Regions from separate parts of the Mus musculus genome. Here region 1 is linked to region 2. The links are chromatin loops, found by intact Hi-C in ENCODE. Cell type or tissue: gastrocnemius. All regions are shown on one strand. Each heading gives the region's core, and the rest is flanking DNA. Links, peaks and the distances in the headings are about the cores only. Region 1 has its middle 130 kb from the start of Snx19. Region 2 has its middle 53 kb from the start of Snx19.

The links. Peaks named below come from ENCODE experiments on the same cell type or tissue, not always from the same donor. Only the 100,000 strongest peaks of a DNase experiment are listed, where the experiment ranks them.
Region 1: a loop joins it to region 2, with 2.4 times the contacts of the local background. A loop is called at or near these places in 11 of 42 quality-filtered maps.

What each region holds. Positions count from the first base shown.
Region 1 is chr9:30,552,158-30,557,543 of GRCm38, forward strand. No RefSeq gene overlaps it. Among named protein-coding and RNA genes, the nearest start is that of Snx19, 130 kb to the left of the region's middle. In gastrocnemius, for the core only: a CTCF peak has its summit at 2,923 (motif pointing right); no DNase peak of the experiment used is centred there.
Region 2 is chr9:30,477,617-30,483,002 of GRCm38, forward strand. No RefSeq gene overlaps it. Among named protein-coding and RNA genes, the nearest start is that of Snx19, 53 kb to the left of the region's middle. In gastrocnemius, for the core only: no CTCF peak of the experiment used is centred there; DNase peaks (open chromatin) are centred at 3,074 and 3,467; H3K27ac peaks cover 433 bases.

The DNA.
Region 1 (5,386 bases), core at 246-5,245, 75 kb after region 2:
TGGCAAACCACGCGAACGGAGCCTAGAGAACAAGGTGGGACTTATACACCAGACTTCTTCCCTTCCTATCTACTTACTTACATAAATAATCTGTCTCAAAACTTACAAAATTTAAATAGAATGAAAAGAATGCCAGACCCCACCTTGTTATCCCGACAAATGATACTCATGTGTATATAATCAGCATAGTAATATAGTTATAGAGCACAATCACATTAAATAAATAGTTTATTCCCATTAACATTTTACCTTAGTAGGTTTAGGCTTTGATCAATTATGTACTGGTGCTATCAGCTGAGACAATGAGTTCTAAAGTTTTGGAAAACGGGTCTCATAGTATCAGAAAACTTCTAAAGACATAATATTGCCTGGCTGAGTCATAAGAAACATTTGTTTGTTTGTTTGTTTGTTTGTTTGTTTGTTTACAAGCCGGGGTGGCTGATTCTCTGCAATGTCACTTGACCAAGTCTCAAAGCTTATGTATTCATCTCTCTGGCAGATAACAGGGATTCTTTGAAAAATAAACAAAATGGCTGTTCATCTCCAATATTTGAAGCATCCAGCACAGGGCTGGTACACAGCAGATGCTTAATAACTGTTGGTTATAGGAATGTCTGATTGCCTGACTCACGGCTCCTCTGGCTCACATTGCTGTCCAAAGGGACTTTTTTTTATCCATGCGACTCTTCCAAATTTTGGCCCCTCCCTGATGACAAAATGCCTTTATGGACGAAAGTCTTTTCTTCCTGCTTCCAGTTGGACACCGTCACGCCAAGTGAGGGAATTCATTCCCAGCTTCAGAAACCACCAGCCAAGGAAATCTGAGGTTATTGCTTGCTGAGAAAAATAACATCAGGGTAGATGAGATCAGTCTAATAGCTCTGTTGCACTTGCCAACGGGACTGTGAAATTCAACGAAACACCCGCTCCTTCCTGTACCCACCCAGACAGCCAGACCCTCAGGGTCCATCGGTCCTTCCTGTTGACTGGTCAAACATCTCTCTCTCTCTCTCTCTCTCACACACACACACACACACACACACACACACACTCATGAAATTGGGCTTGCACTGTTATTTAATTGCTCTTTCCCATGTATCTGTAAGGACAGCTGAGGCCTAAACACCGGTTTCTGGTACCAGCTTGCCACGAACATCTCCAAATCCTGGGAGAGATGAATGGCATCACCAAACTAGCCCAAGAGTGTCCACTCTTCAGCCACTGGAAACTATCCCTGTACACCAAAACTTGCCATCGAGCACTAAGCCCGTGACCCACTCACCATTGTATCAAAGCTTCAGGCCTCTTCCAAGTCAGCCCCAAGTTTAGAAAAATCCATTCTTGAAGTCAGATCATAAAACGTGCCGACAAATAAAAAGTCTCCGGAAACATAGAATGGCAATTGCAGTCTTGGTCACCTCTCTACACTGGGTAGTCATAGAATGGCAATTGCAGTCTTGGTCACCTCTCTACACTGGGTAGCCATAGAGTTCACAAAATCGCAACCAACAGGAAAAGGAAGGTGACTCTTGCTGATAGGTCAAGCCTGCAGTGTATAGCTGAGGAAAACAAAGGTCAGGCAGCTAACTTTACCTGCACTCGCATTGTATTAGCCTTGAGTTTATCTCCTTTGCAGCTTTGTTGGAATGCCGAATTTGAGGGTGACTTCGTAGTCTTTCTAGACTGTTCGCAGCAGTCCTGTGTTTGTCTGCTCATTCAGGGACTGACTGGCTTAGACACTTTCCCCACAGTTGAAGAATAATCCTGCTCTTGACAGGGGTTGCTTATAGCTGCTTCTGGTCATCTTCTGATCACGTGATCATGTGGTGAAGAGAATCAGCAAGTAGCCGGGTATGTCTTCTTTTGCGGTACTAATCACACCATGGTGGCTCCACCCCATGGTCTAAAGGTCCCCAAGGGCCCTATCTCATTGCAGGTTAAGATCTTAATTATAAATTTGGGGAGAATAAAAACATCCAAATCATAACTTCCTGTCCTAACTCAATGAGATAGTGCATATTTTGGACTTCTTCAAAAACGAATCCAGTCATGTTTATAAAGTGAAAAAAATACTTTTAAAAATATATTTTAATTGATTCTTTAAAAAATGCCCATTGTGTGTGAGAGAGAGAGAGAGAGAGAGAGAGTATACAAAATGGAATATGTTATTAAACTCTAAAGAAAACTATGTTAAAATTTTGCAAGAGAATGGATGGATTTAGAATGTATAATATTAAGCAAGGTTAAACAGTCTCAAAAGAAAAACCAAATGTTCTCTCCTATGCAGAATCTCTCATGTATGTGTACATATGTGAGCAGAAGCATATGTAGGTAGAGTATAACATGGAGCAAAGAGATGAAGAAGCATGAAGGAAAGGGGATGAGGACACGAGTTATGAAAGATGACAAAGAAGTAATAGATTTCTTAGTTTTAACTCTGCCAGGAGCTTTTTGTGGTTGTTCTATCTTATCTTGTGGCTGCAACCTACATACAATATATTCAATGTTGAAAATGTAAGATTTAATGTGTAGTTCCCAAGCCTTCATTTCAAATGCCAATTCTAATGATATGTAAGTTCATTAAATTGTGTGGACTCTCAGTCTGATTAATCTTGATATGATGTTTGTGTGTTTGCAAGTTTTTAAAAATGAAGTGTATTTTTTAAAAAGAGAGATTTCATACTTGTATACAATATATTTTGATCATATTTATACCCTACCCCTCCCCTAACTCCTGTAGAATCCACTTTCCATTCCAACCTCCTAACTTCATTTCCTTTTTAAAAACAATTTTAATATATTTTTATTTATCATATATATTTATGTAATTATATTTATAGAATATGTATAGTGTGTGTGAGCACGTGTGTGCATGTTTGTTTGTTCATGTGTGTGCATGCTGTGAGTGCTGCAGTTATCTGCAGAGGCCAGAAGAGGGAACTGGAGTTCCAGGCATTTGAGAGTCACCTGATGTGGGTGCTAAGAACTGAATTCTGATCTTCTGGAAGAGTAGAAAATGCTCTAAACCTATTATCCATCTCTCCAGTACCTCCTCCCCCTCCTTTTAATGATCCAATGAAACTGAAATCAATTCGTGCTGCCTATATACACACAGGTGTTGGGACTGGAACATGGCTCACCTACCAAGGACTTTGACCATAAAAAATTTTACTATCCCTCTCCACAAATCATCAGCTGTCAATTGCTTCTCAGTTAGAGTTAGGATCTCATGAGTCCCTCCTCATCTCTATGCCTGAATGCTGATTGGCTTGATCTCATTGAGATGCAGGCAGCCTCAGCTTCTATGAGTTCATTGGTGCAATAGTCCTGACATGTCCATAATACACTGTTTTGTCCCGGTCCTCTCCAACCTCTGGAGTTTACAATCGTTTTGCCCCCACCCCCTATAATAGTCCCTGAACCTTGCTGCAGAAAGGATGTGGTATGGATGTGATTTCGATGTCCCATTTATGGCTGAGTGCTCCCCAGGCACTTATTGTCTGCAGTTTTGCCAGTTGTAAGTTTCTGTGTGAACAGCCAACCACTGCCAAATGAAGCCTTTTCAGTGAGGCCTGAGAGCTGCAGTAATCTATAGACCTACAAATGTAGAGACACTCTGATCCTGTGTCCATTTGGTATCGGAAATGTAGTAGGTAAACCCCTGATGCCTGTGAATTCCCTTGCCATGGGTTCTTGGCCAGCTTTACACAATCAGACATCCATCCTTTGGAGGTGACCTTAAATTCAATGAGAAAGCATTAGATAATCTCATGAGATTCGTGCCACTATTGCATAAATAAACATATGTTACCAAACAAGTTGTTACTGTGGCTTACAGAATTCACAGCTAGGTGACACTGCAAATGACTGTTCTCCCTGGGCAGCCTGTGTGGCACACTGCTGTGCTGTGACAGCTTAGCCAGAAGGGAGGAAGCTTCCTGGGCAGCACCAGCTTGGTTTCTCAATGCCCTGTGACCAAAGTGTCTGATGTCTTCACAGATAAGGCCTTACCATCAAGTTCCGATGGACAGCAAGAGCAATGGCAATAGCATGTATTGTTTGGAGGGTCTCTGGGACACCTCTGACCTAAGGTTAGGTGTTCTATGTCTGGAATTTTTAAGTTTGAAACTGATGGATTGTCCCCTGTGTGTGGTAACTCGCATTAAACTTTTATGTGTAAATATATTTAGGGGGCTTATGGAACAGTAGGTTTTCTTATGGCTTTTTCAAATTTCTTAAGTATTAATTGCTTTTCAGAAACCAGTGCATGTTCCTTGGAATTTCCATGAAAATACTGAATGATTCTTGGGAAAGACTTTGGACTCTGTGGCTGTAACATATTTACAAGTCAGCTCACCAGTGCTCATCCACAATGGGTAAGTCCAGAAACACAGAGGGAAGTTGGTCACAGAGAAGCAAAATAGAAATATCCATATCAAGGCATTTTTGACTACCACAAATTATAAGTATCTGTGAAAGCCTACTATCTTATAAATTCCCTGTCTTGGTTTGAGTTTTATTGCTATGAAGAGACACCATGACCATGTTAGCTCTTATAAAGGACAACATTTAATTGGGACTGGCTTACAGCTTCAGAAGTTCAGTCTATTACCATAATGGTGGGAAGCATGGCAGCATCCAGGAAGGCATGGAACTGGAAGAGCTAAGAAGACTGGCTTCCAGGGAGCTAGGAAGAGGATCTTGAAGTCCACCTCCACAGGGACATATTTCTTCCAACAAGACCACACCTCCTAATAGTGTTACTCCCTGGACCAAGCCACCACATTCCACTCCCTGGACCCCGTAGGCTTGTTCAAACACATGAGTCTAAAACAGTCTCAACAATGTTAAAAGTCGAACGTTTAAAGTCTCTTCTGAGATTCATCCAATCTCTTAACTGTAATCCCGTATAAAATCAAAATAAAAAAGATCACATACCTTCAACATCACAGGGTATACATTACCATTCCAAAACTTTATAGTGAGGAAATACTGGACCAAAACAAGACCAAAAAACCAGCTGGGCAAACTTCAAACTCAGCATCTATGTCTTTGATGCCCAGCTCCTTTCTGCTTTTTTTTTTTTTTTTTTTTTTTTTTGATTGCAGCATAATTCTGTTTGGCTGGTTCCACTCCCTGATAGCAGCTTTCCTCAGCAGGTATCCCACAACTCTGGCATCTGGAATATTTTGGGGTCTCCAAGGCATCTTCAATGTTACAGCTTCTTGTTCCAGTGTCTGGGATGCACACATGATCTTCTGGGCTTCTCCAAAGGGCTTAGGCCACATCTCCAGCTCTGCCCTCTATGGTGCTCTAGGGTCTGGTTGACTCCACTCCACTGCTGTTGCTGTTCTTGGTGATCATCCCATGGTACTGGCATCTCTAA
Region 2 (5,386 bases), core at 257-5,256:
TACTCCGGTCTCTGCTCTTGTGAGCTGGAGACTTGCACATCGTCATCCCTGGGAGTGGAGGATATAGAACTAGACTCAGGGCATTCTCATTTTGGGTAGCCACACTCATTGTCAGATGATCCCTGGACCTGAAGCCTTGGACAGAATGCAAAGACAGCCATTCACATGGTTGAAGACATGCACTCAGGGCAGTGCTAAGCCTCTATCCATTCCCAGACAGCCCCAGGGACAGGACTGCTTGATTCAAGGGCAAGTGGGTCCGCTGACCTATGAGGTAACCATCCCTTTCGGCACTTGGAGAGGATGAAGCCTCTGGGGAGCCCATTAACCTCTCTTCAAATAATAGCATCAGAGTCCTGGTCACTTTGACCCTGGATGAGACTTTGGATTAAGTAGCAAAACTTACCTAGCATTGGAAAGAGGAGACCTCCCTGCTTTCTTCCTCCTTAGTTTGCTCTCTAACATTGGGTCCCATTGCTCTGTTATTAGACGTTTGACTCATTTACTCTTCTCTTCTCCTCCACTGCCCACTCTTTCTTAACTAGATGGACTTTCTTCTCGAGATCCAATTTAAACTGTTCCTGCTCATCTAAATGTGCTTCAGTACGCCCATCTTCTCCTCATCTCTAGAACTCCTTCAGACTAGTGCTTTTACATGCCATACACTCTCCACTTGCAACGGGATCTCACGGGTGCTAGACAAATGCTCCCTCTCAGCTGTGTGCCCCCAACCCCTGAACATGCACTTGATACTTAGCCCACACCTCCTATCACTGTACACTTCTGCCTGTTATATAGATTCATGCGTGTCGTTAGAGCATCCTCTAGTATAGACTAGGGACACAAGGGTTCCCAGAGCCTAGCTTGCTCACCACTGATTCAGGAATGCTTCTGTATCACTCTAACTCTAATTTCTTCTTAGAATCAAAGCCCAACACTGATTCCTGGATGTGGTCTCATGCCCCAGCTCTACCCAGTTTCCTTCTCGTCTTCAAGCACACCAAGCACCCCCCTGAATCAGTCCCCTGCTTGGAATGATCTTCCCTGGATGTCCAATGGCTCATTCTTCACTATTCTTTCTGTCTCACCACTGCCTTCTCAGAGACCACTGTCCTGACTATGCTATCTGAAAAACAGCATGCATCCTTTGTAACTGTAATGCTGATCTGCCTAATTTTCCTTCATAATACTAACCAGCAGTGGATTTGCATGATAGCATTTTATATTGATGTATACTAGATCATGCTACATTTGGCAAAATTTTAAATTGAAAATTAAAAATTGTGGTTTTGGGGGGCAACGCATTACATTATGGTACATATGAATTAGGAACTGGACAAATTATAGTTATATATGTGTGTGTGTGTGTGTATATATGTAAGTATATATATATATATATATACATATACATATATATCTGTATATGTGTATGTATGTGTATATAGTATATATATATATAATTGTCATTACTACCTTTGTAATGAGAACAGTTAAAATTTATACTCCGTGTAATTTTCAAATGTATCATATGCTTTTATTTCTGAGGTCACCGTGCGATGTGGTTGATCCTGTAAAGTTATGTGAAATTCAGTGTCGTGAGGCCGACATCTCCTGAATCCTCCAACCCCTTAGCCTCTAGAAAACATCATCTACTCTGCCTCTGTGGTCTGATTTTTTAAAAACAATACTTCCTTTTAAAAGCTAAAATGGTAACGGTCTTTTAAAACAGACCAACTCCTGAAAGGGAGGAAAATGGAAAGACCTGCTTGGAGAATCGTTGTCTTCCAAATCAACAGTAATCCCTCCCTATTGGATGATCTGAAGTAGCAATCTCTCTGGCCATATTTTGACTTTCCAGTGTGTTTGCAATAGAATAAATTTCACTATAAACAAGATTAAATTAAATAAGAAAATAATGGCAACAGGATAAAACATTGCCCTCTCTGCTTTCCCAGATGTTTTGAGAAGAATTCTGGAAAGGAAACCACTGTATTTATTTGCACCGTTGTCCCTGCAGTCGTCCAGGGCTGAACAAATACTGCCGGGATTCTGTTCCCCCATTCTTCCTTACCTCTCTGTTAGGCCGGACCCTGCAGGACTGTGTGCATTTGGAATAAAAAGTAAAGCCAAGCATATGGTCAAAACGAAGCTGTGCTTATATCCATAGGTCTCCATTTGGTCTCCCTGGGGACCTATGAGATACTAATGGGGGCCTTGTAGGTAGCAGGACCCTAGGGAGGGAAGCCCAAGGATGACTGACTCGGCTGCACTGTCTACAGCCATCTTAAAGTGTTTCCGTTGTTTTCAATTCCCCCAGAGGGGTCTAGAGAAGTCCTACAAAGGCAAAAGCCTTCTCTTCCAGCAGGCCTTCAAGGGTAACTGCCTAGTACTTTCCTGGGAAGATTGTGTTTGACAGCAATGAAAACCAACAGTTTAACAGCAGTAATTTCTTGGCAGGACAGATTGGTATGAGACTTGTCCCCAAACAAAATAAGCCTTTCAGGGAAGTATATTTCAAGCCTAGCTCACGTTCCCAAGACACTGAGATTCTTATATGGCTGACACAGGAGCCGAGGCTGAGCCCCAGCCAGGGACAGCTAATTATTGCCAATAACACAGAGGGCCCATCAGTTCAAACAGGGAACTGAACACTCCATGGAACGCCTCCTGGGGAAAGGCCGGCTCCTCTGCACTGGTCTTGTTGATGGCTCCAGGATGGGACAGAACAATATCCCCTTCTCTTTTCCTCTACCTTGCCTCTATCTCAGCTCCTTCCCACCATCTTCCATAAATCCTTTCTCTCCATCAACATCATTTCCACTGCTATATTTGTCACCAGAGAATATAAGATCTCATGTGGGTCTGGAAACTCGCCATAGCTATACCTCTGACCCTCTGCACCTAAGTTGTTGCAAAGCCTTAATTTCTAGGCTTTCCTCTACACTAGCCAACAAAATCAGACACCTCGTGGGAGGTTCTCCAGCCACCTCTCTCTGCGCCTCATCATCCACAAGTCCACAAGAGGGCACACAAGAGCACTCAAGAGCACCACCGCTGTGGCACTAAGACCAGAAGGTGGCGCTGTTGCCTTAGTCATGGAGTAAGACCCAGCAGTAACAGCTAGCCTGAAGTCAGAGCTTTTGTGTGTGGGGAGCCATGGGAAAGTGAAGCTAGGAGGTGCTGTAACTTCCCAGACTAAGGTCACCAACTACCCCGGGAAGCAACAACAAGTCCCAATCTCTTTGTATGAAAAGAAGAGATCCAAACAGAGTCTTTTTGAGGAGGCCCAGCTCTCTTGGGCTCATATTCTGCCTGTGAGAGGAGACTGAAATTGGGATCCCTTCCATCCCTTTTCTACACAGCGTCCTCTGCTTTCTCTGCATCCAGCATAAATCTGTAGTGTCAGGTAGCCGGAAGTCCGGAATAGAGAAGACTAAAGTCCTGTTTGGTGAACTTATCCTGGATACAATGGTGAGGATACTGGAAGCCTGGGATGAGGAGTCACAGTGTCAGGTCACCCCTGGCACTTAGGAGAAAGACCTCAACGGTGCATCGGAGAGCTGCAGAGGGCAGAGTCAGACAGTACAGGCTTCCTTGGGAAGGATTTAGGAAGGGCTTCTTAGACATGGGTATGAGGAGATGGACAGCACCGGAGGTGGTTTCTAGCGTGAAAGATCACAGCTAAGGAATGAGTTGGAGACCAAGAACCAGCAGGTCAGGGCAGCAAGTGGTGTGCGGACTTCCCTGACAGACTTCCTCCTCAATAAGCTTCGTACAATTACAAATAGCAACAATGTCCCTAGTACATGCATGCATCCATTTGCAAGTATGCAAATGATCTTCTTGTGCAGACATGTAAGTAACTCACAAGATTATAGGAGACCTGAATAGGACACTGTAGCTGTGTCTCCCTTGAGCTGTGGTTAACCTTGACCTGATGTCAACTCTAGGATCTCTTCTCTCCTCCTCCTCTGACTTCCCTCCCCTCCCCTTCCTTTTCTTTTTCCACTCTTCTCTTCCTTCCCCTGCCAAGAAATACAACAAAGATTACATGATATCAATTTGTTACTATCCAGAATTAAAGCTCTGTCATCTGCTGACTCAGTCAGATCAATACGCACATCTCTTATTACAAGATGAATAGTCACCATCAGTGAAGAAGGCACATGCTATCATTCACTCATCTTAGGCTTCAATTTTATGGAGGAGACGCTGAGATCTGCTGAGTCTAGATGGCTTCCTAAAGTCAGTGGTGAGAGTCGGTGGGATGGTTTGTATAATAGTGGAGTGGCACTATTATAAGGTGTGGCCCTGTAAGAGTAGGTGCGTCACTATGGGTGTAGGCTTAAGACCCTCACCCTAGCCACCTGGACATCAGCCTCCCACTAGCAGCCTTCAGATGAAGATGTAGAACTCTAGATGCTGCCATGTTCCCTCATTGATAATAATGGACTGAACCTCTGAAACTGTTTAAATGTTTTTCTTCTAAGAGTTGACTTGGTCATGGTGTCTGTTCACAGTGGTAAAACCCTAACTAAGACAGACGGTGTTGGTTCCCATCCAAGCTGTCACACCCAATGTCATGCTGCCCTGCTACACACGATGTGCCCCAGACTGGTTCACTCAGGAGCTTGCCACCTTGATGGGGAGGGGAAGCTGGCTATCGCTAGCAGCCAGCACATTCTGTGCAACACACCATGCTGCATGACCCACGGATGTAGAGACAAGAAGCCACATCCACATGCTGCTATAGAATCATTAAGTGATTGGTGTCCCTTTCCTTTATAAGCCCCACTGCCATGTCAGGGTGAGCATTGAGTGGTTGTCCTCACAGATGTGGCAGACATTGTGCTATCAGGACTAATGTGACAGAAAAACAAAATCTCATCCTAAGAGTTCCAGAAACTGCTGGTCAAGGTCAACGTGCTGGGGGTTAGCATCTGCTAAAGACCATTTCCCTGTGAATAGTCTTCTTGCCAGGTCCTCATGTGGCAAAGGGGACAAACAAACTCTCTCCTGCCTCTTCTATGAGGGCACCAATCCCAATCTTGAGGGCCCCACCCTCATGATCTAATCTCCTTCCAAAGGCCCCACCTACCAAAACCATCACCCTGAGGGTCTTAAATATCACCACGTAAATTTGAGGAAGACACAAGTATTAAGTTCACAGTGTGGGAAGGTTCACAGTACCGCTTTGCAGGGTCACTTACTGAGGCACTATGGCATCTATGACAGTGTGGCAGGGAGGGTCATCTAGGAGCATGTATGAGTTGGCACACCCAGAGTTAAAGTGGCTTCTTTCCCAAATGTTTGCTCTCCACACAAAGAGGCCTGTAATTTCATTCTTGGGAGTTTCTGTGGCAAAGATCCCTTGCCAGTGTGTTGA